Linked DNA regions of Homo sapiens: regions 1, 2, 3, 5, 6 and 7 are each linked to region 4. The links are chromatin loops, found by intact Hi-C in ENCODE. Cell type or tissue: Calu3. All regions are shown on one strand. Region 1 overlaps LINC01117 (long intergenic non-protein coding RNA 1117). Region 2 overlaps PDE11A (phosphodiesterase 11A). Region 3 holds the start of LINC01116 (long intergenic non-protein coding RNA 1116). Region 4 overlaps LOC100129455 (a long non-coding RNA gene). Region 5 holds the start of LOC105373760 (a long non-coding RNA gene). Region 6 overlaps LOC105373760 (a long non-coding RNA gene). Region 7 has its middle 180 kb from the start of LINC01117.

Region 1 (4,000 bases), 530 kb before region 4:
CTCTATATTTGCCTCAAAATTATGGGCAACAACTTCCAAATGGAAACGCTGAAGCTGTTGCCATTTTCCTATTATCCTCACCTATCATATGAAACATAACAATTAGCATTTTTAGCAGGATTGAAACTGCTAACACAACTTCTCTATGTCTTACACCATTAAACTTGATGAGAAATCCCTTCATGATTAACATTCATCTCGCTGTATCGTGCTTGAAGGTTAATAATATCTACCATCTCCTGAGAGAGGGGGAGGGGAGCTCATTTATCAAATGAATAGCCGAGTGAGGCAGCCAGGAAAGGAAATTCCCCCCTCAGTCCACTAGAGGGTGGCTTGGCAGAGCCAAGGGAGGACGGCCGAGACAGAGAGGCACAGACAGCTTCCTGTCTTGTTCGCCTGCACTTTAGTTGGTAAGAAGAAGCAACATTAGTATTCATTGCTTTCTATTCCTCACCCTGGGTAGGCTTTCATTTCTATTACAGACACTTTACAAATGCCAGAAGTCAGCGCTGGCTGGGCCATGGCGTGGTGAGGGAAAAAAAAACTATAGAATTAGACTGCTTAAAAGAACATCCAGTCTAATTTCTTCTAAATCAACACTGGGTGAGATAAATACATATGTATTAACAGATCCTAAGTTTAAAACTTTCATAGATCATGTAGCAGTATGTGTGCACTTCAGATATGGATGTGGAGTGAATGTTGCATGTACATTATGGGGAATTATACATAATGCATAAAGAAATGTACCTAGCCTTTAGCACACCAGCTGTTTCTGCTTATAAGCCTGAGTTATCCATGAAATGCAGTAGACATTTTGTAGTAAATATCCTACTTGGTTGACTTTTTTTAGGCCTAGTCATCTATGCTGATTTATAGAATTAGGAAGAAATATAAATTTTAGCAATGAAAGATAGAATTTTAAAATTTCCCATATCAAAACATGTTGTGTTCTGAGAAAGAAGAGATGAGGAATTAGCCTGTTTTCGTGGTCTCTACATAGGTGATAAAGCAAAAAAGAATACGTTTTTCCTATCTGTAATATTGTTCAGTGTAGCAAACCCTTTTGCTTGTTACAGTACAGCAAATGGAGTGTTTAATTTGGGATTCAATGTAGTCTAGAGTCAAGGTGCAGCAGTTTTATTACAGAAATACAATTTTATTGGAGGCTGAAGATTTAATTTCCACCTTACGTAGAGAGCCATAAACGGCATGCCTGTTTTACATTTTGCATAGTATTTGATATATGTAATTCCTGGCCTAATTTTAGAGTTTGAAAAGGTGGAAGAATCACAATACGCAGATTCAAATTCTTCAACACTTCAGCCACAGATGACATTTTAAAATGAACAATTTTCTGTTTCTTAGTCATGGATTTGAAACCCTTGCTTCCCTCCCCGGAGCTCTGCACCACATCCTTTTCAGGTCTTCCTAACTAGGTGAGCCACAAAGCCACCTAAAGGATGCCCTCGAGTCGGAACAAATGCTTTCTTTGTTTAAATCTGTCTACTAGATGGCATTCTACTAAAACCTAAGATGATCAGATGATATGGATAGTTTGTCATCAATTGTACCTAGTATCTGTTAGGGTCATCTGTTAATATCTGTTCAGATGTATGTATTTTGAATAAAATAATTTGTAAACATATTGGAATGACTGAATGTGAAAGAAATAATCAAATAATGTTAGCTGTAAGCCTATATCCACACTGGAATCCAAATTTGGAGGATTTTGTCATTCTCTTTCCTTCAAACATATTCATTTTAGGAGACATACACACACGCACACGCGTTGCTCTTCCATCTGTTTGCCTTTGCAGCATTAGTTCTCTTCATCAACATTTCATACCTCCTCTTTACCACCAGGTGGAGCCCTTTGTTTATGGACATCTGTCCATTTCCTTTTTCTCAAAGATGCTACCAGATAAATAGCTCCAGAGCTAAAATACTGTTGCAAACACGAAAATTTAACACACAGAGATAAAAAGTAAAGCTTTTCAGGCACTGGTATAATAAACCTTGCTTTGAGTCCTATTGCTACTAGATTTAATGGCTTACACATTTTGCTATTTACAACTCCTGCACACCAAACAGCAGAAAATAATATTGTTGCGTGTGCCATAAACAGTGTTGCTGCAGGTCTATTTTATGTAGTACTATCGTTTTTATAATCTCAAATGTTTGGCAACTGCAGTCAAAAAGCAAAAAAAAAAAAAATCTAACCAAATACTATATGCTGTAAGCTTCAGTTGTCTTCAGTCTTAAAAATATATACCTCGTTGAGAAGAAAATATTTTTCTTCAGACAAAAGAGAGTGGTAATTCAGCTGTAATAGACAACAATGTAAAAATCTTCTCTTAGTCAAATTCATCTCTCCTTAATTTGAGATCCAGTTAAGGGTACGTCAAAATCCATTTTAGCTTTGATTCTATTTAGGAGCTAATTAAAACTGAATATTATTAGCACAGGTATATTGTTCAATTATTTTAATATTCTTATTTTAAGAATTTAATCAAAGCTCTTCTCATGAACAAAAAGCAATAATATTTTTAAAATTGGAACCCCAATTTGCATGTGCAAATAACTGTAGAATGAGCTCACTAAACTATCTTGCCAATGACCTCGACCTTGATCTGGAAAGATCGTTTATGCACAAGTAAAACATTCACATTCTCTACGCTAACTCTGTGTTGGACCTTTTCTCAAGGTAGTTTACTTATGGCAACGTTGGAAGGTCTTTTAATAACATATGTATTTACCAACACCATTGAATTATATATTTAAATGGAATATCATTTCTGTCCATTTTTTATTTTAATCAGGATTTGCTCCCTTTGTACTTATATATGCAAAATTTTGGTTAAGCGTCTGCAAAGCAGTGAGTAGAAGAAGATTTGCGTATATGGTTTATTTAGTCAGTCTCCCAGACTGAGAAGCCTGGCTTTTCTATCGGTATACAAACTGGTTCTTCAATCAGAGGCTGAATGCGAAGGAGTCCTTATACAACAAAAAGCTGGAACCACCATTTTGCCATCCGCTCGCATACAATAAAATGGTGGCACAGAAAACAGTTAACACATTGTGCCCACGAGAGTTGTCTGAAAGTATTCAACTCTCTAATCCAGATATCAAGCTGCTTTCTAAAATACTGTTACCAAGTGGCTAGAGGTATTTGCTTATGTATATAATGCACGTGTGTGTGTGTGGTGTGCAGTGTGTGTATGAGATGCCGGAAGAAATGGATGTGTACATTTGACGAAAGGATAGAAAGAACTAGTCAAAAATTAACACTCAAGCTGAGAGTGAAAGCAAACCTATGTAAAAGCACAGGTCCTGGAAATTGCTTCTAACAGTTCGCAAAAGCTGTATAGTGAATTTGGCCTTGATAACTCCTTTCATTTTAGCATTCACTGCAAGCAACTTTGAGCTAGGAAATTTAAGGGAGTTGGTATTCTTTTTCTTTCTTTTTCTTTCCTAACGTCCTGTATAAATTAAAAGCAAGCCCACAATTGACTTTCACCTGGAAACTCCATGGTCTCGCTTAACAGAGGGGAAGGAAAACCAGGGACCAATCTTTCTTTCCTCTTTTACTTCTTCTGCTCTTATTTTTAGTCATTACAAATGCTGCCTTGGCTCTTTTAAAGTGTGAAAATTCTCATTTTTCTGCAGTGCTTCAGACTCACGCACTCCTTGGGGATACAGTGAGGAGCTAACCAACTGCACATGGGAAATGAGACCATTCGTGGTTAGAAAAACTGCAGTCTTTGGTAATTTTCCACATGGAGTAGAAGCCATAAGTGACTTTTTTCTTTTCCACATAATGACTTTACGTGAGTAGTTGGTATAGAATTGTAGGCTCAGGTTTGAACATATGAATGCACTAATGTGTTTTACAAAATTTAATTTGACTTCTATAAACATTTTCAGTATTTTCAAGTGCATAATAAATAGGTTAAAACAGGGCACCCTCCCTCTGCAATCCCCCACTTCCAGACAGAAT
Region 2 (4,000 bases), 1.6 Mb before region 4:
TAGATTCTCATAGGAGTGCAAACCCTATTGTGAACTGCACATGTGAGGGATCTAGGTTGCGTGCTCCTTATGAGAATCCAATGCCTGATGATATGAGGTAGAACAATTTTATTCCAAAACCATTCCCACACCCCCACCCCTCCCAGGTCCATGGAAAAATTGTCTTCCATGAAACTGGTCCCTGGCGCCAAAAAGCATGGAGACCACTGAGTTAAAGGATGGCTGAGTCCCAGTGTATTGGATTATACCCGACCAGACTAGTGATCAGTGATTCAGAGCTTAAGCCAGAGTTTGGGAAGAAACTGATTCATCCAATGCTGACAAAAATCTGGAGGTCAAATTTTACATACGTAAATATGACAGACTTCAGTTGGAACCCAAGTTGCACCACATCTGGGATGCAGAAATGTCTGGGAGACAAGCTAGTTGTAGTTATTTACATGAGAGACTAACAGGCCTTCTGAGTCAAGAACTCTTCCTCATGAAAGTTAAGGCCATGGACCTCAGTGTCTAGATGATTCCAAGTTCAGCATGTAGTTTGTACCTTGGATTTATCCCTCACCTCAGCCTCCCATGGATCCATGTTCTCAGCTCAGAACGTGAGTAAACACAGAAGGCATGAGCTTTGGTATGGTTTCAGTGCATCAAATGCTCCCGATAGAATGGGTCAGTGTGCTAACAGAAGGCAGCAGCCTAATGAAGGAAGCATCACTACGGACCCGTGGCAGGGCCCCTTCCTACCTGTGTGACCAGCAGAAGCTGATGGCATCGATGGAATCAATGCAGGCTCAGTGGTCACATTTTAAGGCAGGTAAGGTACACCCTGAGGACTCCCAAAAATAAGTAGGAGAGATGGAGACTCTGTACTATTGGAGAATGTGATATATACACCATTAATTACTCTTAGTTTGTACCATTTGTACTCAGAGATTGTGGGGCCTAAAGGAAGATTGATTTCACATAAGATAAACCTGTAGTGAATCTTTTAATAATCATTAATGCTAGGCTGATGCCATCTTACCCTTCCTCATATCTGGTCTTTCTGTTTCATACTCCTTTATGTTTTGGGATTTTCTCCCCCTATTCTAGAATGCCTTGTTAGGGAGAGTGTTGTTGTTCTGTTTTGTTCTGATAACCCTATTACTTCTGTTGGGAAAAATTTCCTTGAGGAGCATGTAGTAGTGATGGGTGGGAGAATGGGATTAGAGTGTGAAAACCTTTCTAGAAGTGTCCTTGGACTGTGCAGCCAGAATAAATAGATAAAACAACATATAATTACTCATCCAAGAATGTCAGAATTTGGGTTTATTTTTCCTGATTCTGATATATCATTTATACTTCAAGAAACAGTCTTTCTTGCAGCTTCACCTATACACAAAAAGATCACAGAACTTCCTGGAACTAATGAATTAACTATTTCAAAAGTCTGATTCAGGTTGTAGTATCAATAAATTATCCTTTATGGGTTGATTGCCCTGTGCATCTAATGAGGAAACCAGGATCTAAAAAATGGTTTTTAATCCTCATTAACATTTACTGATCTTCCATGAACTTGAAATAAGAAAGTTATATACAGAAAATTTGTGCATATTTTAGTGACTGTTTTTATCTCTGCAGCTCTGTGCTAACAGGAATAATGTATAAAGACCACATTGACAATTACATCTCCTTGAAGATGGCTGGTTTAAAGGCTTTCAATAACCTAAAGATGCCAGCTGTGATAACATAAGAAAATGAGTTTAGTACCCCAATTATATGCTCCTGTAATTTTATGGACTTTCCTTAAATTGCAATGCGGTGGACAGACCAAACAATTCTCACTATATATTGCCAGTTTACCAATTAAAATCAACTCATGGATGTTGTGGTGTTATATTGCCACCTTGTATCATCCCTTCCTTCAATTGAGCACTGCATGGGTTACGGCTGCAATCAGAGATGAACTCATTTACAGCACTGTAACTGCCTCAGTAATTAAGCACCAGTAACTCAGGTTGGGGTTTGGGTTTGGACTACCTCATACATATTTCAAGTTTTCAATGTTAATGACTAGGCCACAAATTAATATCCTAGTAAATAAAATAAAATAAAATAAAGTACCAAGAATAGGTACTCCTTGTGGCATTTATATACTGAAATAAGAATGACTGCATCAAAAATAGGATCTTATGACCTCCTTTGCAGACTGAGCAATAGGATGTGATTTACTAGGCTTAAAAAAAATTAGATTTGATAAGACACTTTAATCCATGAAATAGTGTATAATAAGAAGCTTCAGCCCTCAAGACTGCCTTTACAGCTATGCCAGGAGATGTGTCTGCCTTATGCCCTGCACTAGGGCCCCTTGCACAGCAGGCGGGTGCAGGGCTGCCCCCCTTCTCTTGGCTGGCCAAGTGCATGGAGTGCCTTTTAGTAGTTGATCCACCAGGTGGCGCTCCTTTCTCCAATTGCCACAAAGGCACTACACGCGCTAGCCACCGCCCTGTGCAATCAATTTCCGAAGCCCTGGAAGAGCCCAATTCTTGCAGCAGCCCCTTGCAGAGGCGGAGTGCACTATGCAGACAGAGGGTAACACCATGGCATTTACCCAAACTCAGGCGACACAGAGAACGCCGAAGAGGAAGAGGGGTAGACCTGAGTCCCATGGACAGCAGCGGGGTGGCAGAGGCCGGGAGCTTACTACCCACCCCATCGGTAGGGGCACCTCCAGCTCCTCCCCCTCAGGGCAGATGACCCATAGAGGCTCCTCCACAGCCGGGGATAAAGCAGGACTTCTGGGTACCAGAAAGAGGGCAGGAGCTTTGTCTTGTTTATCTACAGTCTCAGTTCTCATGGCCTTCCTGAAATGCTACCTTCTGAAATCCCAACAGTGGCTTTCCAGTGCATCTCGGGTCATTTCTAAGGTTGTTTAAAAGATTACCTCGAAGCTATATAGAAGGAATTCGTTACCTAGCCTATGCTGTCTCCTCTTCTGTGCCCGCCTTTGGAATTTAGGAAGTTGTTTTGACTTTAAATAGTATTTATGTCAAGTTTAATATCCGAGTTTTTTTTTTATCGTCAGAGAAAGTTATTGAACCTTCACCAGGAAATTGACTGCAGAGGAAACAGCTGCATCAGCACCCTAAAGGGCATCTCCTGCTCACAAGCAGCAGCCGAGCCGGGCGGCTTGCACTGCTCAGGACGCATCCATAAATATGCGGAGTGCTTCGCGTTCAAATGTCCGGCTGTCTGTATGAATTGTGTCTTAATCAAATGCCACATCAGAAAAAGGATGGTTGTACTTTGTCACTCTTGAGTATTGAAGATAGTGGCGGAGGGCGGGGGAGTGGGTGCTGAGCATGAGGGGAACCAGATCTGCAAGCCCAGGCTCGTCTTCCCTCCTGCTGAGCTAAGCGGCTAGGTATTGAGGGCCCTTCAAGGACCCGCCTGACCAAAATACATCCTGTGGTGACCCTGACCTCCCCTCACATCAACTTCAGCAGCCACTATTTGTCACTTCTTTCTATTTGAAAACAAAGCGAGGACACTCTCCCCAGAAGATCACTGTGAGCATCTCCTTTCCCTGGGAGGAAGAGCGGGCCTGGAGGATTTTCTCCCACCTTCTCCCTCCCCCATGTTAGCACAGCAGAATTCACTGCATTCCCTAAGTGTCACACGGGAAGGCGCAGGAAGTCTGAACTTGAGGCAGTGAAACAAAGGAGGGCTCATTTTTGTTTCAGAGCGCTAGGAACAAAGCGGCGACAAGTCCTGAAGGTCCAGTGGAGAGCAACAGTGTGGCCCAGTGAGATCCCTGACTCCTGAACTGTGAAGGGAACTGGAGAGGTTAAAGTCATCAGAACCTTCCAGAACACTAGCGCATCTGGGACTGTATCACTTTATCTTCTTTTTAGTTTTCCTCTAATTAGATCCATTGATAACTCTAGCTGTGACGCCAGGAAATGAAGAACACGTAGTCCCTCACTTCAGTGAGAGGGGCTTGGGTTAGCCATCACAATGGGTG
Region 3 (4,000 bases), 510 kb before region 4:
TGCTTCTGGTGTGGCTCCTTTACTCCTGTTTTTGAAGATCGATTCTCTAGATGAAAAGATTGAGGCTTCACTCTTTTCTTTCCTTTCATCACTGAAGACTTGAGAAGGGACTGTGAAGTCGGTGTGGACACTAGTTAGCCCTCCATTAACACAGCTGTGTGCCATCAGTTACCATATTTAAGCCAATCTCTTGGAGTTTTGAATAAGAGTTAAAAACATACTTTGATGCATTAAATGGATCTGCCTTGGGGAGGTTTACTTCATAATTGAACACAATAGATTTTTAACTTGAAAGCTACTGCAGGCTTTTAAGTATTATTTAAATTGTCCCAGACACAAATTACTCATAAAATTGAACTGTCACTTCATAGCAGAATGAAAATTAATATGTTCCTCTTGATTCCTGAACTTGAGCATAAATTCCCTTATGCAAAACACTCTGGAATTTGGAGAGCTAACATCAGAACCTTTTTCTCTGCTCCGTCTCATATCTTGTGTCTCATGTGGTAAAAGGCAAAGAAAACAAGCCGTCAGTAGTAAGCAGAATGAAGGAAGAATATTTAGTCAGGGCCTAACATCACTTTCTTTCCTAGTTCTTTAACTGTTAGAGAAATAATTTGAAAAAGAGAAAGAAAAACTGACTCATATTTGCAAATAGAAAATACCAGAAAAGGAGATAAATGGCTGCCCAAATGATCTCAGGACATAATTATTTTTAAGGTAGGACTGCAGTCCTTCGTAAGCTCTTTTCAGAATCTAGGCCATCACAGACACACAGAAGACTATTAGACCAGGTGCTAAATTTTGTCCATGGTTAGCAAACGACATACAAAAAACTAAACTGCTTCCTTGAAGTTGAAATCAAAGAGCATCATGAGCAGCCTTATGTATTTCTGAATGGGAGAGAACACACGTGTGATGGAGGCAATCCAGAGAGAGGCGCGCTTCCCAGAGGCTGTTTTAAACAGTGACAGATTACAAAATCCTAATGTGATATGTTGGAACATGAAACACACACACACACTTGCTTGTGAAAAACCCTGCTGAAATCCTTAAAAGCCAAAGTTTAGAAGAACACGTGCTATGGATACACCAACAGTAATTTCAAAATCACTCTGTTTATGAGTCCATTCCTCACCTCTTTTATCACTTTGACACACTCTTTAGGAAATAACAGAGAAAGAGAAATATGAAGCTGAAGACAGAAAATTTAATTATAAAACAAAGCCACCCACCTTGCTTTCAGGGTCAGGAGGTACAATGGCCTTCTTTTGCAGCAAGAATGAACTTAACACCCGTGTGTTAAATGATCACGTATCTATTTAAAAGAAAAGGAAATGTTTTTTAAAAGAAATGAAAGCTATATTCTCAGTCCTTCCTATAGCCAAGTCTTACCAAAAAATAAAAATAAAAGCAGTGTACTGTGGCTCTCTGGCACAAGGCAGAAAGCCGAGTCCTTAAGTCACTATTCCCCGGTTTCGCAAAACAAAATAAAACCAAAAAGCAACAGCAAAAGGTGTTTGGCAGGTGGGAAAGGGCCTTAAAACACCTTGTGCCCTCCTGGGTCCCTCCCAATGCCTTCAGTGTGGGCTGTGGAAACAACACCGCTCAACACCAAAGTCACCATCGGCAGTTTAAATGCCACAAAAGTACACTTAGAAATGAGAAGAAAGTGGGGCCGGGCGCGGTGACTGACATGGATATGTACAGCCAACCCCACTGCCACTAGAACAGTCTTAAATGCCCACACAAGGAGTATAAAAAGAAAAGCACATTTTGCAATAGAATAAATTCTTTTTTTTTTTTTTTTTTTTTTTTTTTATTGAGACCGCGGAAAGTCACATGACCCTGCATGTAGCCTTTTAGGAAAGCAACCGAAATGGTAAAGCCAGGAGCCGGGGCTGCCTGCTTCCTCCTGCAGCCTTTCAGCCCGTCCTGTCGCGCGTCCACATTCTTCTGGGCGCATCTGTGGAGCTATTAAGTGGGATAATCCCTCTGGCCTTTGATACATTTCTGGACATGATTATTTCATTACTCGCAGTATATCAGTAGGATCATAATAAAAAGGACTTCTGACAACCTGCCAAGAGTTTTGTGGCCTTGTAAACACAAAAGTGCTCTAATAAAATTTTATTAAGTGTTAAAAAGTCATAAAAAGTGAAATAACATAAACTACAAAATTTACTGTCCTCAGCAAATCCTGAAAATATCTTCCACAGTAAAATTAAATTAGCATGTAATAGACAGAGAAGCAGTGTGGAGTGGATTTAAAAGAGGATCCAGGGAAAATGACACTGTAACCCAATCAGGGTCACGGGGATTTAATTCGGATTTTCCCCCTTAAATGTGGATAAATGTGCTGATTACAGACGAGAGCTCCGGGGTTACTGGAGTCTCACACATTGTCAATACTTCGGAAGAAATAATATATTGCAGATTGTAACGAGCACGGGGAGCCAGCGAAAGGCAGGGCGTCCACTAGGGCGCGCTGAGAGACCGGGAATCCCCGCAAGGGCGCCCGCGCCGCCCGCCACCCGCCGCCGCGCGCACGCCGCGCCCTCGCCCACCTCCAAATAATATTTACAGTTAGGGTTTTTTTTTTTTTTTTTTTTTTTTTTTTTGCTCTCGCCCGTGACATTTTCTCCAAATCGGAAGAAAATCAAGTGTATGTCGAGCTTTGCCGCAGGCAGCCCTTGGTCTCCGCTTTCAGATTCGGGGTCCGGGAGCGGAGCGCCCTGCCCGCGGCGGTGCTAAACTCTGGGGCCAGGGTGTGGCCCTCAGCGAGCGCCCTGGGACTGGCCGCCCCGCCGAAGGATGCCGAGGATCGGGCAAGGCCGGCGTCCGGTCTGCGCGGGGCGCGGGTGCTCTCCGAAGGCCGCGAGCCACGGGCCTCGCTGCGGGTTCAAGTGCGTCCGGGTTTGGACGTCGCGGCTCCAGGAGTGTGCTCTCTCTCCTGCCCATCCCCTCCCCGGAGTTCAGCGCATCCGGGGCCCCGGGGACCCCTCTTCCCGGCCCTCCTGGCCGCGCTGGCCCGCCCGCATGGGGCCGAGGTTCCTGGCCGACGCGCGAGGGCGCGGGCGGGTACCGGGTTCCCGTTTTTCCCAGGCCCCGATCCCCGCCCACGCACGAGGCCCCCGGCCCACGCACGAGGCGCCCACGCCCATCGTGGAGGCTCCGCCTGGAAAAGAAGTCCGACTTCCTCTCCAAGCTGCTCCGAGGGGAATGGGGAATCGGCAGGAAATGACCCGAACTGCCAGCCTGCGCCTTTGCAGCCGGCCCTCGCTTTGCTGAAGACGAGCAGCTCCCACCAAAGTCTTGCCTCCCCTTACCCCGAAAGCCCCGCTCAGGTTTGTAAAGAGGGGTGCGAGATCTGAAAAGTATTTGTCTTCTAGGGAGAGAGATGTTGGTAAGGGGCCCAGAGAAAGACGGGTCCTTTTTAGCTCATCAACGCGCCACGTCTTGCTTTGCAGCTCCAAAATGATGCCAGCGCTGCTGTCCGAAGGGTCAATATTAATGCGTTAAGTGAAATGGGAAATAAATGGACAGTGGCACATTTCGTGGCATCATTTTTACAAGGGGATGTCGAAAGTTTTAAGCTGCATTTAAGAATTAGCCACATCTTGCCTGAAAGTTAATATTTTTTGATAAACTCGTTAATAAAGCCTAGAAGAGGTAAGTTAAAGTTAGTTACCACGTAGATCCTCCAGTCTCTTGTAGAGACTTGCGCAGGTTACTAGGATGAGGACGAGTTGTATTTTTAATTTTCTAGACTAAGTGCAAAGGCATTGAGTTTTGAGGTGGCAGGGTTAATGTTCAAGGGCAAATGGAACCGCCAAGGATCTCTTGAAAAGAATTCACTTACTATTAATACTTAAGCCTGAAATAATTATAATTAATTTACAGTGGGAATTATATGCCCATGTTTTAGACTTTTTTGTTATATTAGCTATATGAAAAGGGATGTTCTTTAGTGATTAAAAGAAAAAACCACCTGTTTATT
Region 4 (4,000 bases):
ACCAGGGCCGGCTGCGGTTCCCGGAGGAGTGCGGAGGGCAGACGACCGCAAGTTCCCCCCAGGAGCCTCCCAGCCGGCGTTCAGATCGCGCCGGTTCCAGGCAGCTGCAGGCGGCCCATCTTATGCTAACGATCCTACTTCCTCCGCCAAGCCTGTGAAATTACTGCCGAGAGAGCGCGCAGGCCTCAAAGTTACGAATTTTTCCCAAAGCAGAGAAAGAGAAGGCTCAGCCTAGTTTGTGAGCAGAGATGAAGAAAAGTTGCCCGAGTCATGTGGCCCAGTCGAGTGTGAATCGACAAAATATTCCCGATTTTAGCAGCTCTCTCCAAAGCTGTCTGGCTTTACCCTACCAACCGCCTCCCCACACACTTCCTTTCCCTCTCTGCTCCCGTTTCAATGTCCAATAAATGCAATGGTTCTCTGTTGTGTGTGTGTGTTTTCCCCTCTCCTGCTCGGCCTTTCTCGTGGGCTCTTTGGGTGACTGAGCCCCGTTTCCTTCGGGATAGGTACAATGTCGTGAGGGCGCCAGGCCCACAGCCTTGGAAATAGACCTCCAAGGCGCCCCTGCTCAAGCTAAACGCACCACGCCGGCTTTCCACACCAAATGCAAATTTCCGAAAACCCCAGACGGCCTCAGAGATGCTGCAGGCTGGCGAGCGATTTCAGCTACCCCTAGCTCCTTGTGGGTTGGCCCAGCCTGCGAGCGCGATCCTGACTTGTGTCCGGGTGGACTGAAATATCATTTTTACAAATGGAGAAAATGAGATCGAGATGGACAGACATAGCAAGGTGATAATGTCCGACTCAATTATTTCTACTGGGAATGACTGAAAGGTAAAGGAATCGTTAATGAATCTGGAGATGACAGAGGCATGCTTTATTTAATTTTTAAATTAGTAAGGAGTGCAGACTTGGGGTGGTGGAGAGCAAGGGTTTTTTTGTTGTTGTTGCTGTTTGTTTTTGTGGGGTTTTTTTTCTGCTGGTTATTGCCAAGTATAATGACTTTCTTTAAATCCGAAGGCGAACGAATTGATTCTGACAATTAAGGATTTGTCCTTCAATCTTGCAAATGCCCAATTAAAAGATTATTATTGTCAATAAAGCCTTGGAGCTACCTTTGTAATTGTGCCCCTTTTTTTCAGTTTGGCGTGTGTGTGTGTGTGTGTGTGTGTGTGTGTGTGTGTTTGAACCCTGGATAAATGAGTGGATTTTGGAATGGAATGGGGGGGGGGAAAATGAAAGAGCCTGGATCTCAACAATACCAGGCATCTTGTAGAACTGTGTGATTCCTCGGGGGAATAAAAGAAAAATGAACACTAGAAAATTCATTTATAGACATTCAGGCCAAATTTAGAAAACGTTACAACATTTCCTCTTGGGACAAAACAGTTTTTAACATTTATTTAAGCATTCCGTTTATAATATGAGTAGAAAAAGAGCGCGATTAACTTAGTAAGAAAAGATCTATGCTTTTTACAGCTTTCTGTTTTGATATAATACATTAATTTATCATGTTTTATAGTTTCAGCTGTGCCACAGTCCAAAGTTTCTGAAGCCATGATCGAGCCAAAATTTTATGCCCAGCAAACACAGAAATTAATAGTACACCTTGTTTATTTTTGGTTAAAATTATCCTAATTTCGGATTAAAAATAAGATTGTTAATATTTTTAATCAAAACCTTTCTCCGCCGCAATTCCAGCTTTACGAGATCAGAAAGTGGAGCAACAGCGCTCTCTAGTGGCCAAATGCCACCTCCAGTCCACTGAATTTAATTTTTATTCATCTCAAACCAATTCTAATCTCGTTCTTCAATTTGGGGCTTGGACTGCTGACACTAATAATGCTTCATTCCTGTGACTGTCAACAAGTCAAGAGCAGCAAGCAGGAGCTCCTGTATGCCTAGGATATTCTAATCAGTGCTCCCAACAGCTTCCAGTAGTGTCTTTTCCAAAAGCTTCCAGCCCTTCTTTTGCCAGACACCAAAAGTCCCCATGCTGTAACCGCCCAGCTGTGCCTTTTAAAACAATTATAGGACAGGCTAGATTTAACAAAACCTACAACTTTCTAAATATCAACTGCCAAGAGGCTTTTTATTTTCCAGAGGAACCAGACACTTTGGCAACCAAGAAATTACAGAAATCAAGTATTGTTATGTTTTTGTTTTTCTCTTACAGCTGTTACTTTTAGGATTAAATCATGAATATTTGCTACTTTAACACTGTAACTTTAATGCTTTGGGGCCCACTTAGGTGGCCGATTTTGGGGGGAATCGAAGCCAAATCAAAAGCTTTTTGCTGGATCTCTGAGTGGCTGTCTGGAAAGTCCCTTTGCGCTTCTGTTTGTTGGAATTTCTATGGACAATAAATGGGATTTTAAAAATATATATCAAAAGTCATTGAACTAAGCATTCCACTAGAATTTTTTTTAAAAGCAATGACTATTCAATTGGCTTAAGTGTTTCCTGTTAGGTTAATCTTTTTACTCATCTTCAAAACTGCTTTCCTCCAGTTTAGGTGTAACAATTGTATTTTTTTATAAGTGAATAGACATAAATTTCAACAACATTTTGCTTCAAAGTTTGGAGTGGAGGGCCAGAGATTCTTGTGAATAGGCATCTAACTTCATCTTTTCCCGCGAACCACACTTCTGGGAGACTCTCACCTGGGTAAATGACCTAAGATCACTAACCACCCTATCCCCAGATAACAGGCCAATTTTTTTGTTTGTTTGTTTCTAAAGAACCAGCTAAACCGTGGTCATAGTCAAAATATTGTAAAATGCCATCTCCTTAGGCTACTTCCATTACCTGGTTCATTTCAAAAATCAGAAATTCATTCACCTCTTCCTTCCTACCTCTTTCATGTTTACTTCCTAGGTGCTCACACCTCACCTGGGGGCTCCCATGCCCCTGCCTTCTTGGTCCAACGCAGTCTTGTTTATATTTTATTGTCTAGATTTTAAGACCCAGTTTTGTCTGCATTTTTCCTTTTCTCCCACAAACACAAACATCAAAATGAGATGGTTTCAAAGCAAAGCACTGGGCCTGTCGTAAACTCATTACCTCCAGACGTCTGGCCCGCTAGATGGCTTTATGACACCTCGGCTCTTCCTGTTTTCAAAGAGCCCTAGGTACCCAGCTGGCCACAGTGGCAGGGGTGCGCAGCACCTTCTGCCGGATCTGGGCCTTCCTTGGCTTTCCCTCCCAGCCCCCCTATGCTTTTTCTTCGCGTCCCCTCTTTCATTGGGATCCCCCAAGATCTCTGCCACCGCCCCCACCTTCCACCCAGCTCAGGCCACTTGGCAGTGCTGCCTCTTTGGCCTGCAAATGCTGTGCTCACCCAAACCCTCACTTACAATGACCTTCATTTTAGCCCCTGAATGCAGCCCTCAGAGGGCCAAGCTGGGGGCTAAACATACACAGAAGCTGGGTGGGGGGAAGGGGGCGGTGAAATGGAGGTGGCTGGGGAGGAGAGCCTTGACCATTTTGATCGCTAAGGTCACTTTGGGGCTTTGGTGGGGAGGAGCAGAAGCTCACAGCCTGACCAGCTGGGACCTCCCGGAGCCAGCTAGCCCCACCGAGCTGGGACAGTTGCTCCAGAGTGTAGAGTTGGCCTTTCCCTTGTTTGGAGAGGGGTTTGGCATCTGGGGCTTCAGGAGCCCAGGGAAGGTTAGGGTGCTGTGTACCCAAGCCCCAGCCTGAAAGTGCCTGGCTTCTGGGGCCTGCTGGCTCTTCTGGGCGCTTCTGCAAGGCTAACACTGGGCCCAAGCACAGAGTTCGTGGAGGACCTTGAACCAGGCTTGGGGAGGCACCAATGTCCCCCCACAGGGTCTGTGCTGCTGCATCTGCCTACACAAAGGGATGTGAGGCAGAGAAGGCAGAGACACATCAGAGAGATCTGTCAGGTGGAAGGGCCCTGAATTTTTAACAATGTCTCACTCCCAGGGGTAGAGGAGAAATATCCTGAGTGTGATATTTTGCAGAGAGGCAGAGAAAGCAG
Region 5 (4,000 bases), 1.0 Mb before region 4:
CTGGGGCATACCCCATAAAACGTACAGTGCAATTAAATGAGCAATTTCCACTGGAAATAAAACGGGCATGTTGAGTGGAATATGAATTAAACTGCATATGACTCAGGCCTGCACTAGGCTTTAGAGAGAGATCTGCTGGTTTCAGTAGCACCTGATGCCGTCCATCTAAAGGTCAAGGCCAGTAAGTAACAAAAGAAAACTGTAGTTAGCATGAAGATTAGGGCATACCAAATTGTGGTTAATGTAGTTTCCCTGTCATGATGTCTCCTGAAAGGGACCAGCAAAATTACGACTGATAACAAAGGATTAAACCTGACCTTTCTTTACAATGCAGACACATTGAGCTTCTGCGTCATTTGCTATGCAGCATTTTTGACTTCCTCAAACTTCATTTTCACTTTCTGAATGTTCTCTCCCAGACCAAAGTCACCCAGGTGCCATAATAAAAGAATTTCTAAGGGAGATTTCAACTAGAAAACCAAAAGGCCATCAAAACAAACATTGATTTGCATTCCAGATCACTTTCTGCTCTTGTTCATTTCTGGGATCTTATTTGGAGATTAAAGGGTAATGATTCACTGATATCCTGTGGGAAAACCAGTTCAGGAGCAGCCTTTGACAAACCACATGTAGAAATCTGGCTGATACAGGGAGAAAACAAGTTTCAATCTTATTTTTAGTGTAGGGTAAAGGAAGTCCACCCAAGATAAAGCTTAGCATTCTTTCTTTGAGGAATTAGGGTAAGGGTGAAGAAAAGAAAGCTTGATATTTTTCTGCCTATGAAAGCCAGAAGAAGGCTCAGAGAAGCCCGTTCCTTCTTTTCCTCTTTTTCCAAGTGCCAGACCTCCGCAGCTCCCAGAGGAAATGAGGGCATGGGGTGGGTAATAGGGCATGTGATTTGAATGAGTATTCCCAGCCATTTAATATATTCACAAGTCAAACTATAAAGTATTTCTTTAAAAAAATTATAGTATTTCACTGAAGTTTGAATGTACTTTCTCTTGCCAAAATAATCAGAGTCTTTCATTTTTCTAATGATAAAAATGTGCTACATGTGTAGGAAAATTTCCCAAATGAAAAATAACATTTTCTATGGCAGCACATACAGTGCTTGAATTTTTCACCTTAGATTTTATTCTAGCCAGACCTAAACTCTGTCTTACTTGCATAATGATAATTCATGTCGTCAAACCAAACGCACTGTTTGCTGCTCGTTTGTCCAGGAGCCATCTTTTCCTAAAGTGAGCAATATTACGTGCATTTTGTCTGGCTGGCCGAGGGCTCCTCCCTACAGCTTCTGCAGCCATGGAAGAGTCTGGAAGGACAGTGTTCGCTTGTACAAGAAGAGGGAAGGATAGGATGAGAAAAGCAAAATCTTGGAGAGTCTGTGGTCGGAAGAAGAAAGCTGAAGCTGGTTAGGAGGAAGGAGTGTGTGAGTGAATTAGGAGCTGAAGCAGTAAAGTAGCTTTCCCTGTGACCCTGATGTGTCGGGCATTTCTGTCTTAGACTAAAAGCATAATAAAAAAGGCACTTTGTTTAGGTTAACAGAGCATTATATAACTGGAAAGTTTTACAGTTTTATATATATAGTGAATAGTTTGTAGAGGATAAAAAGACTTCCCTTTGGTTTATTATTTGGGTAAAATAAAAACCCACGAATCATTTAAGGATGCATTTCTTTTTCTTTTTTCTGCCTTTTTTTTTTTAAGACAAAAGCTTGAAGGCATAAAATGGAGTTATTTTCATCGGGATATCACCCTCGATGCTGCTGCTTTACTACATGTTCATAGTCAAAATTATTTCATGTTTCCCTTGAATAACTACGATCAGTTTGAAAACAGCTTTGTTAATTAGTAAGAGATGACGCAATATATCACTGCATCTTTAGGGCTCTGGCGCCAGCTAGTGGTAGGAGAGGGGAGCCGCCCTGTCGCTCTCAAATCTGGGAAGGCGTCGGTCTTCTCGCGTCCCCTTATCCCTCATCCTCCTCATTTTTTTTTTCCATCAGCATAATGGGGGAATCATTGCAGTGTGGCCAGAGAGGAGCAGACGAGATTATAGATGAAAGTAGAGAAAAACGGTGGGCAGGGGCAGGGAGAGGAAAGGCCAGACAAATGCAATCATTTCTCCAAAGGATTTGAGAAGAGATCATTTATTTGAAATATTCCTGCCATGTTGATGGAGCAGCTCAATCTTTTGCCAGTGAATCTTTAGCGTTTTGTTTTTCATTTGTAGATATGGTTGAACATATACTTAGGACACGTAATAACTATGGAACTTCATCACAAACACAGCACTGAGGACATGTTGTAAGTGTAAATTTGTGTTCATTTTTAAGTAGCAAATATTTCTACTGTGAAGAGGCTCTGTTACCTCCTCACACGTATGACTCTGAGATGAATAACTCTCAAATGGTTAATAAAGGAGAAACCTCTTAAGATGGTATTTGTAGATGGTACACTATGAAAAAAATACAAAATTTCCAGGCAAAAGAGACTTTATTTGGGAGGTATGAAGTAGATGTAGGTTTGGAGCCCTATCTATTCTCAAATAGAAATAGGCTGTGATGATTTGCAGGAAAACAGAAAACATACAGTATTTATTTTAAGAACAAAGAATCTTTGGCAGGCCATCTTTCTCATTTAATTAAGCCATAACTGATCTTACTAGGGTTATGGAGGGACTTCAAATGCTAATAAATAAAACCTGAAGCTGAGACATTTCTTTCACTAAACAGCTGGAGCTGTTTATAACTCTATTACTTATTGCTAAAATCAATTATTATTACTAATATTCCCGGTGGAATTTATTATGAAAACAAGCTGAAGGTTATAAAGAAGAACTTTTCTTTTTAAATGTCATTCATATATCTATATTTATGTCAGTTATAGAGAATAAGGATAATCTGAACCAAGACTCTTGTAATAATATTTTTGGAAGGTAGATCTAATTTAAGAGGAGGTTTCAGGAAGGAAGAAATTGTCATAGTCTTACCTCAGTCTAATTTATATTACTATGCTGTTGGAGAAATAACATTTAAAACCTTGTCTATGTGAGACATTAGATAGTAAAATAGCTGGTCATGGTGTTGGTGTGTGAGATTTACATAGACTACTATTTTGAGCATATTTTAAACTTTTGCTAAAGCCTGCATATTTGATATAAGAAATTCACCTAACCTTGTTATCAACCAAGTCAAAATGTTGACATTTCCCCCTTGTTTTTAATCATGTTATAACTTTTCATATGTAATAAGGCCCTGGTTAAAAATCTTAAAAATCTTCAGTTGACCTTGTCTCCTCTATGTCTCTTTTATCTGTCTTTTGATATAGAAGCCGAGCTCATACAATTAAGAGTTTCAAATCAGTACCTGAAAAGGGGTATTGTTACTGTTTTTTTTGTTTTAGAAAAAGCAAATTAACTTTAGTAAGGCTCAATCAATGACAGTGGATTAATTGAAACACGTGAATGCTAGAGTTGAATTGCCATAAAATTTTGAGAATTACAGCAAAATAAAATAATTTATACTCTTAAAACAGCTTTGTAGTATGTAAGTACCTACTTTAAGTGCTGAGTTTGTAATTAGGTCTATCTTTAAAACTGTTTAATGGTTGCCTTAAAATATTTTGATGCCTACTATAATCCTTATATAATTTTCCATATGCTACCAAGTAAATGCTTTGAAATGTCATTCCATCTTAATTTGAAATTTACTCATTAAGATTTTAAGATTTATCTTTTGAATTTAATTTCTTATTACTTTTTGATATTATAGAATTAGAAAGTAACTCTATATGGCAATGAACACATTTGAAGGAAGGAAGGGAAACATACCTGAACATATTTATAATTTTTCTCTTTAGCAATTGCTCTGATGACTTTGAAATAGTGATATCAGCAAATAAGTAGTTCATTTGATTCAAATCCTCCTTTCATTCGAAATAGTGCATAGGATTTTTGCAAAAGAAATAACCATAGGATATCATACGATGTCCCTGAA
Region 6 (4,000 bases), 1.0 Mb before region 4:
GAACTGAAAAAACAAAGAAACAGTTATTACCAGATCTCCCATTTCCCCTAGCTCTTCCACTTCATTGTTGCAATCTTAGCGAAATGCAGTCAGCTTGCATATTTTCCTGCATCGGTCCTTTGATCAGTAAAGTAATTTCTTTTCCTTCCTTTGTGCAAATCTTTTGATTATAGTAAGTTCATTCTTTAAAGACCAAACGTGGTAAAAAATATTAACAACTTGAATAATTTTAGCAACTATCTAAAATAACTTATTTTGCAGGGGATAAAACTAGAAATATTTACTTTTATAAAGTGAATCATCAAAATATAATACAACCAGTAATAAGATCATAGTGTATCATATATTTTAATAACAACATATAAGATAGACACAGTGTAGTATAGAAGTTCAGGGTATAGGCTCTGGAGTCAGAAAGACCAGGTTCAAATTTCAGTTCCACTTCTTACTGCCCATGTCAATGTGGTGAATTTCTTAACCTTCTAGAAGTAGCTTTCCTCAATTATAAAATAAGGATAATAGTAGTATCTATTTTAATAGGGCCATTGTGACCATCAAGTAAAAAACCTCAATAAATGTTAGTTGTTGTTGATATATTTAGCACATCCAAAGGGTAGAATAACCAGAGTATTTATTAACAAATCTTGTCAGAGATAGTTATCTGCTTATGTTATAGCTATTTATTCAACATTTAATAGGCTCCTCTTCTGAGGCAGAGGTTGTGGATCAGACAAAAGTACAATTTGTGGAGGTAAGACAATTAGAAAATTATGATCAAGTGGCAATGTTAAATAAAATATATTTGAAAACATAAAGTAGGAAGTGATTGCAGAATGTGGATCAATTGAAGGTACAACTTTCTAGGAATTGTATTTTGAATTTGATCTCAAACGAGGTAATAGCCACAACTTTGCCACGAAGAAAATTGAAGTTCTTTCTTCCAGAAAATGTGTGCATGTAAAGAATAGAAGGAAAAATGAGTACGACCTCTTTTGGGGGATAATAGGAATGGAAACTGTGAATGGAATGGGTGAAGAAGGGAGACATAATTGGTGGAATATTTTATAAACAGCTTTTCTTAAGACTCATATTTATTAGATGGTAGGAAAAATAAAAATTCAGTTCCATTTGGATTGGCTTACTGAATTATAAACTTATTAAGGCAAAATGTGACCAATCTGGCAGATTAAAGAAAAGTGGTAATATTTTGGCAAAATAAACTTTCTATATTTTCCTTTTCTTAATAAAGATATAAATAATAAAGCACTTTGACATTTCAGAGATTTGAAATTTATATTGAAAAACCACTCTTGAAATTCCTGTCAGTCATTTGAATCATTTGCTTCTTTTGTCATCTTCTTGTTACTTTTTTTTTTTTTTTTTTAAAGATAAGACTCCTTCCCTATTGCTTCGACTATAGTTAGTATTTTCTAGGTTGGCTGTAGGGATTGTTCCCTGAAGCTTATATACCTCACCACGCGTTGACGACTCCCCCAGGTCAATAGAATCCACTAGGTGGCGCCCAGGTCTACTGCCGCGTCTCGTCTCCGCTGGGCGCAAATCTTGGAACAGCTGTGGATGTTCGAGGAGTGGTTGGAGAGATCAATATGATCCATGTGGAGCAGCTTCCCTACCGTCTGCTCCAAAAGGCTGTAAGCCTGGTGTCCTTCAAACTGTTACTGTAATGAAATACCCGAATATGGACAATGATGGTGTGGTTTTGAGTACGAGAAAGCCTGCGGTTTTGCTTCGTGAGACTTAAAGACGAGCAGGCAGACAGGCATCCATCCAGCTGCAGTTCATAGCCGATGCCCCCGACAAGTAGCAGGCTGGCGACTGAGAAGCTCCCCAGAAGCTACCTTTAATGCCCAAAGATTGATTTAGGCAATGACACTGCAATGTACGGAAGGGGAAAAAGGGACGAGAGGAAGGTATCAAAAAGAGGGAGATTATTTCAATATTAACTTGAGTGCAGGCATAATTCGCTCTCATTTCTGGCAGGCAATTGAGCACTCTGCTTCATATGCAAAATCGAGGGTACATTCTGATGTAGATTTCAGATAGCGGGAAATGAAGGTATTTTGTTTTTCTTTTAAATTGCATTGGGCAATTTCCTTTCTTATATGAAACGCTGTAGGCTTTGTACAATTATTTTATACGTTATTACCATTCTTCTAAAAAGGGACAGCTTTTTTCTTTCCAATTTAAAGTAGTGGATAATGACTTTGGCAGCATTTTCCTGCCTTTTTCAAGTTTATGGAACCCATTCCTCATCATTAGGCTGAAGATGCAGATAAGAAAGGACGAGCCTTTTTCTGGAGCTTGTCACATCAATGTTGCTTCTTAGGTGATTAAAAAGAAAGCAGCGAGGATCTTGGAGAAAACGTCTGACAAAAGGTAATGGAAACCCAGAAACAGACGAAAACCGGTGATAGATTAGGCAAACCTTCTCTGCTAAGTGCATGTGTGCATTTCAGCTCAGGAACAAAAATAAGACCCTGTTCTACGGAGGCTCTTAAAAAACTGACCTGTGCTGGCCCCACACGCTAAGGTTTATTTGAGGCGCCCGAAGGTGATTAGATCCAGGAGGAGGCGTTTTTCTGCAGTTTAGCTTAGGAACTCAGAGCCAGCCAAATGCTTACTGCAGCTGCTTGTTGGCTGGTTCAAAGGTATAGAGCTGCTTTAATTAAAATCGGCAGGCGCGTTTTGATTTTGGTCAAAATAGATTTTGTTATTTTTAAACTTCCTGTGGAATTAAAAAAAAAGTATTTTTATTCCCTTTTCTTTTGTCCAGCATTCTTATTCCCATTTCCATCCTCTGCTATCATAATAATGGGAGGGGGTTCAGTATGGAATTCTAAAAATCTCCCCAGGTTTATCTCTTCAGGGATACGCGATGGTCCAACAAAAACATCTTTAGCACAAATGTAGCTTGGAGTATATGGAAATTGTGTAGTAGTCACAGAGGTATTTCTTAAAAATATCTTTGCTAATAATTTTGGTAGGCTAGAAGTAGATGAGTGAACATGATATTCAACTATGGAAGGTATTTTGCCTGGTGTTCAGTTGGTTTATTGTTTTGAAGGAGGGAAATTGGCATGCAATTTAATAAAGAAAGTACTTTTTCTAAAACGAAACATTTATTTCTATTTATTAAAATATGGTATTTCAATATGCAACAAAGAAAAAATGATTTCTGGTATGATACTAGAAACAAATCTGGAAGTGAAAAAAAGGATGACTAAAAAACATTGTAGTTAACAATATAAATCTCTAGAAGCAATATACTTTTCACCTCTGGGTGCCACTGTTCAACTGCTTCTCGTTTTTATGACTGTTTGAAAGCCAGATGCTTCTTGTAGATGTATTCTTAAAAGAATCTGTTAAAGAGACATTTTCTCTATCTCTAGTTATCTGCTAAATAACTTTTTTGGCACCTGGAGTAAATTCAGCATGGTTGTGATTTTCCATTTTAATTACCAAATGATGACCAAATAATATTGAAGATTGTTTATATGGGCAATTGGCTAGGTTAAAAGCCTGATTTCATCTCTTATGGAAATGAATTTTGTATTTGCCTTTCTGGTAGGCATTTAACCAGAAAAAGCCTTTAAAACACAAGGGAGTTTTAGGTTAAATTTGTTATCATTTGTAGGTATGATTTTAATTCTGCACAAATGTTTCAATACAAATAAATTTTATAAAAGAGAAGTAATGGGTAGACATTGGAAGGAATTAATCAATGAAAATATAATTTCAAGAACCTAACTTTGTTAACTGAAATATTATTTTTCACTTAATTTTAAAGCTTAATTCCTTTAGCAATTCCATGAAAAAAACCCTACAGGAATTTGTCTACATATTTTCTGAATTCTTCTCAGGTGTGATTATTTTAATAAAAATAACAATATTTGTAATTTTGCAAAATGTATGAGTAATTTTTTTTTTTTTACAAACTAGGCAGTGAATTAGTATTTTGTAACAAGAAACAAATGCACAT
Region 7 (4,000 bases), 690 kb before region 4:
TGAAAATGACTAAGAGAAGCAAGAAGCCAGAGCAATCTCCGAGGGAAGGTACTCTGAGAGCAGTGTGTAGGAGGGCGGTATTTGACTTCAGTATCTGCATAAGCCAGCTTGCAGTTCAAAGCCCTTGTTAAAGCAAACCAACCTGCTTAAAGGCTGCCGACTCACCTGCTCTGTCTCAATGCACCTCTCCCCTAACTCTCACTGACACAAATGGGTATCATTTCTCAGAGTGAAAGGAGGCTATTCCTTTCTCTTTGTCCTAGGGCTCTTTGCTTAATGCAAATAACAGGCCTCATGCACACATGCTCTACCAATCCAACACATTTTCTGTGTGTGTGTGTGTGTGTGTGTGTGTGTGTGTTTATGGAGTTACATATCGATTTTAGTACCTTCTATTGGAGTTGATGTTTTAATTGTTTTATTTGTTTTGTTTGATTTTTTCTTCTCCTCCAGCAAGCAAGAAATGGAAGAGGGCGCCTCTAAGTTCTTCCCATTCTGAGAATGTTTATTTATTTATTTATTTATTTAACTTTAAGTTCTGGGGTACATGTGCAGAATGTGTGGTTTTGTTACACAGGTGTACACGTGCCATGGTGGTTTGTTGCACCCATCAACCTATCACCTACATTAGGTATTTCTCCTAATGCTATCCCTCTCCTAGCCCCCCATCCCCCCAACAGGCCCCGGTGTGTGATGTTCCCCTCCCTGTGTCCATGTGTTCTCATTGTTCAACTCCCACTTATGAGTGAGAACATGTGGTTCTTGATTTTCTGGTCCTGTGTTAGTTTGCTGAGAATGATGGTTTCCAGCTTCAAAAAGGCAGGTGATTGAGGGAAGAAAACCTCCAACAGTTAGGGATTCTAAGGTTGAGGAACAGCCTGACACAGATGACAGTCTATCTAGTGTGGCTTCTGGGAAGTTGGTGTGCTGTCACCTGGTGTGCTCAGCATTGACATACAAGCCAATATGACATCACAGGCTTCTGTTAAATTTCCTCCTCATCATGGAGGAGAGAGATGCTTTTGAAGCATGTTCCTGTAAGTGGTTCTGTTCTAGGTACTTTGTGGTAGTAGCAGTTGTTTTCAATGTTTTATTTTTATTTTTTGAGAAAGGGTTTCACTCTGTTGTCCATGCTGGAGTGCAGTGGAGTGATCACATCTCACTGCAGCCTTGAAGTTCTGGGCTCAAGTGGTTGATCCTCCTGCCTCAGCTTCCTGAGTAGCTGGGACTACAGGTGTGCCAGGAGGATTTTTTTTTAAGTGAAAAAATTTTATCTTTGCCTTAGTTAATTTCCTGGCAGTTGAAGTGCATTTTAAAACGATAATTTCTTGGCCAGGCGCGGTGGCTCACACCTGTAATCCCAGCACTTTGGGAGGCCATAGCGGGCAGATCATGAGGTCAAGAGATCGTGACCATCCTGGTCAACATGGTGAAACCCGTCTCTACTAAAAATACAAAAGAATTAGCTGGGTGTCTAGTCCCAGCTACTTGTGAGGCTGAGGCAGGCGAATCCCCTGAACCCACAAGGCAGAGGTTGCAATGAGCTGAGATCATGCCACTGCACTCCACGCACTCCAGCCTGGTGACACAGCAAGACTCCATCGAAAAAAACAAACAACAAACAAAAATTTCTTTTGGAGGCTAATATCTCCATTGTCAAACCTTAATAAAGATCAATGTATAGTCATCTTTCTTCTCTCCTTCCTTTCCCTCCCTTCTTCCTTTTTTCTTCCCTCCTTCCTTCTTTCCTTCCCTCCCTCCCTTCTTCCTCCTTTCCTTCCTTTTTCCCTCCTTTTCCCTTTCTTTCATTTTATTTTCCTTTCTTCTTTCTGAATCCTTATTTCTCTTCAATGACTTAGAAAACATCTTAATGAACTTCTTAGAGCAATTCTGCAGCAATGAACATGTTCAGGATCACAGATGCCTTTTCTCCAGTATTTACTGGTAAAATGCAGTTCCCACTTTTGCTGTGTGTGTAGTATGCACACCATCCCATTTATGCCTGTAAAAACATCCAGGTGTGCTTAGGAGGGCCAGAGAGACCCTTGGAGAGTAGACTTACTGTAATTTTAGTAAAATTAAAAGACAAGAAGATAATAATAGGACTTAGGAATTTGCTTAGTAGATAAACAGAGTGCATTTTGCTTTACTTGGTATATAGTTTGAATTATTGACTTGCATATTGCCAAATAAAAAATATAGACAATATTGGACAACACAGAATATTTGATTATAATATAAAACATTTTATATTTTAAAATGAGATACACTTGTAATTATCTCTACAACCACTGGATGTCACTATTGCATATATCAGGCAGTTAAAAACTTCCTATCTAGAGAGAGAATCTGAAACTTATTTTAAGAGCTGTCAGTCGCCACCTTGGTGCACTACCTTTTGATGGAACATGCACTATCGTGCTAAAATGACTCTCTTCCCCATTCCATGCAGTCAGCCCAATTTTCAATTATGCCACTTTACTGGGAATTCTAATTTACACAGGATGAGATTCCTCAAACACAATTATTTTCTTCACTATATTTAAAAGGAATATGGTACTTCTATAATAGTTCTCAACATTGTGTATTAATTATAATGAGCACATTTTGGACACTAAATGGTGTGAAGTGAAAACATAACCATAAAATAAGCTCGATTTATAAAATACCCCCAACCCCTGCTAATTACTTACAACAATTTTATATCTATTTGCTCATCTGTCTTCCCAGCATCCCTGGGAGGTTACCTGCTTTACTACTTTTATGAGTCAAAGTTGACCTGTGAAGTAAATTGAATCAAGTAATTATTTGCACAGGCATTCCAGGAGTAAAGCAAAAGCAAACATTGAAAGTGTGTTCCAGACAGCTAATTCCAGTTTGCAAAAGTTACCAGTTCAGATTTTGGTAGTTCTGTGATTTTTCAATTAGTAAAAAAAAAATCCTCAATTCATGGGCCTTTTAACTCTCCTTTTAAAGATTCATTTAAAAAAAAATCTGGGCCATTTTGTGAGGCTGACGTGATAGAGAAAATAGGTCTTTTTCCAAGCTGAAAAAAGGCTGGCCCAGTTCAAGTGCTAGTTAGAGCAGGACCAGGAAAAATAATGTGGTGAAGGAATTTGAACAATGGTTTGCTTTCCCTATAGTTAGAAATGGCCAGGAGCTTCCAAAGAGCTATCCAGTTTAGTTTCTTTCCTTTTACTAAAACCCTGGAGTCGTTTTCTTCAACTTCCTCACATGCCCTTGCAGCTCTGGGGAAGCCAGAGCTGTTCTTGAAGGACTATTGGCCTAGATTTAGTGGGGGAGGGGAGATGCTCTCTGTTCTAGTGAATTATCAGAGAGCTGTGTTGCTTGCCATCTATGGGATGCTTTGATCCAAAATTTTAGTCATTGTTTCCACATTTAGGGGCTGGAATGCACATCAAAGAAGTGGGTGCACGGAATTTACTGAATGCCAAAGAAGTACAATAACATACAGAGGATATAAGCAAATCCCAGTGGTAAAATTTGCTGCCAATTCTTGCACATAATAGAGGCCCTAAAGTGACAGTCTATCTTTGACAAATGCATGATATCAATGCCAAGGGAAGGAACTAGCATGCTGAAAGGTGAATAAAAGAGTTGGAACAATTCAGTGGACTTACACATTTCCTCAGTGTGTTTTCACACAACAAGGAAAGCAGATGACACAAATGCATGAGGTAATCATAAGACAGGGCTGCAAACTCACTAGCTGTTTTAAACCAACCTGGTTCTTTCAGGATCCAGCTCTAAAGATGAGAGTAAAATGTGATTAGAAATCATTCATCTTCTGGAGGAAAAAAATGGAACAAGGAAAGTGAAAATAGCTTTCTTGTTCTGTCTTGGATAGTTCCAGATTTTAGAGCCCATATGTTGTTTGCTATAACTTCCTCGCCTCCCAGGGCCAATGCATTCGAAACGCTTCAGCTAGTGTACTTCACTGAGTAGTCTTGGAAGTTAGGGCTCATTTGTATCCATAGTC

The links. Hi-C counts contacts between places; a loop is a spot of excess contacts. Peaks named below come from ENCODE experiments on the same cell type or tissue, not always from the same donor. Only the 100,000 strongest peaks of a DNase experiment are listed, where the experiment ranks them.
Region 1: a loop joins it to region 4, with 5 times the contacts of the local background. A loop is called at or near these places in 59 of 110 quality-filtered maps.
Region 2: a loop joins it to region 4, with 10 times the contacts of the local background. A loop is called at or near these places in 7 of 110 quality-filtered maps.
Region 3: a loop joins it to region 4, with 5 times the contacts of the local background. A loop is called at or near these places in 94 of 110 quality-filtered maps.
Region 5: a loop joins it to region 4, with 14 times the contacts of the local background. A loop is called at or near these places in 23 of 110 quality-filtered maps.
Region 6: it touches region 4 in a loop (15-fold over the local background); 88 of 110 quality-filtered maps call a loop at or near these places.
Region 7: it touches region 4 in a loop (14-fold over the local background); 69 of 110 quality-filtered maps call a loop at or near these places.

The regions. Positions count from the first base shown.
Region 1 is chr2:176,650,382-176,654,381 of GRCh38, reverse strand. The region is part of intron 2 of LINC01117 (long intergenic non-protein coding RNA 1117); the gene reads right to left. Among named protein-coding and RNA genes, the nearest start is that of LINC01117, 15 kb to the right of the region's middle. In Calu3, CTCF peaks have their summits at 346 (motif pointing right) and 1,864 (motif pointing right); DNase peaks (open chromatin) are centred at 331 and 1,851.
Region 2 is chr2:177,762,289-177,766,288 of GRCh38, reverse strand. All of the region lies in intron 10 of PDE11A (phosphodiesterase 11A), which reads left to right. Among named protein-coding and RNA genes, the nearest start is that of PDE11A-AS1, 91 kb to the right of the region's middle. RefSeq lists a silencer at 2,254-2,548. In Calu3, a CTCF peak has its summit at 2,400 (motif pointing right); a DNase peak (open chromatin) is centred at 2,438.
Region 3 is chr2:176,636,809-176,640,808 of GRCh38, reverse strand. LINC01116 (long intergenic non-protein coding RNA 1116) reads left to right here and starts at 3,200. Exons shown (of 5, transcript NR_188023.1): 1 at 3,200-3,347. LINC01117 (long intergenic non-protein coding RNA 1117) reads right to left here and starts at 3,055. Exons shown (of 4, transcript NR_110599.1): 1 at 2,801-3,055; 2 at 1,236-1,318. RefSeq lists an enhancer at 1,866-2,380 and a silencer at 2,541-2,590. In Calu3, a CTCF peak has its summit at 2,480 (motif pointing right); DNase peaks (open chromatin) are centred at 2,508, 2,768 and 3,118.
Region 4 is chr2:176,124,948-176,128,947 of GRCh38, reverse strand. It overlaps LOC100129455 (a long non-coding RNA gene), which reads left to right. Exons shown (of 1, transcript NR_187615.1): 1 at 1-1,123. Among named protein-coding and RNA genes, the nearest start is that of HOXD8, 2.8 kb to the left of the region's middle. In Calu3, a CTCF peak has its summit at 1,718 (motif pointing left); a DNase peak (open chromatin) is centred at 1,737.
Region 5 is chr2:177,162,657-177,166,656 of GRCh38, reverse strand. LOC105373760 (a long non-coding RNA gene) reads left to right here and starts at 1,147. Exons shown (of 6, transcript XR_001739795.1): 1 at 1,147-2,309. In Calu3, a CTCF peak has its summit at 1,916 (motif pointing left); DNase peaks (open chromatin) are centred at 1,306 and 1,916.
Region 6 is chr2:177,146,618-177,150,617 of GRCh38, reverse strand. The region is part of intron 1 of LOC105373760 (a long non-coding RNA gene); the gene reads left to right. Among named protein-coding and RNA genes, the nearest start is that of MIR4444-1, 64 kb to the left of the region's middle. RefSeq lists an enhancer at 1,520-2,243. In Calu3, CTCF peaks have their summits at 1,514 (motif pointing right) and 3,292; a DNase peak (open chromatin) is centred at 1,537.
Region 7 is chr2:176,813,257-176,817,256 of GRCh38, reverse strand. No RefSeq gene overlaps it. Among named protein-coding and RNA genes, the nearest start is that of LINC01117, 180 kb to the right of the region's middle. In Calu3, CTCF peaks have their summits at 2,115 and 2,329 (motif pointing right); no DNase peak of the experiment used is centred here.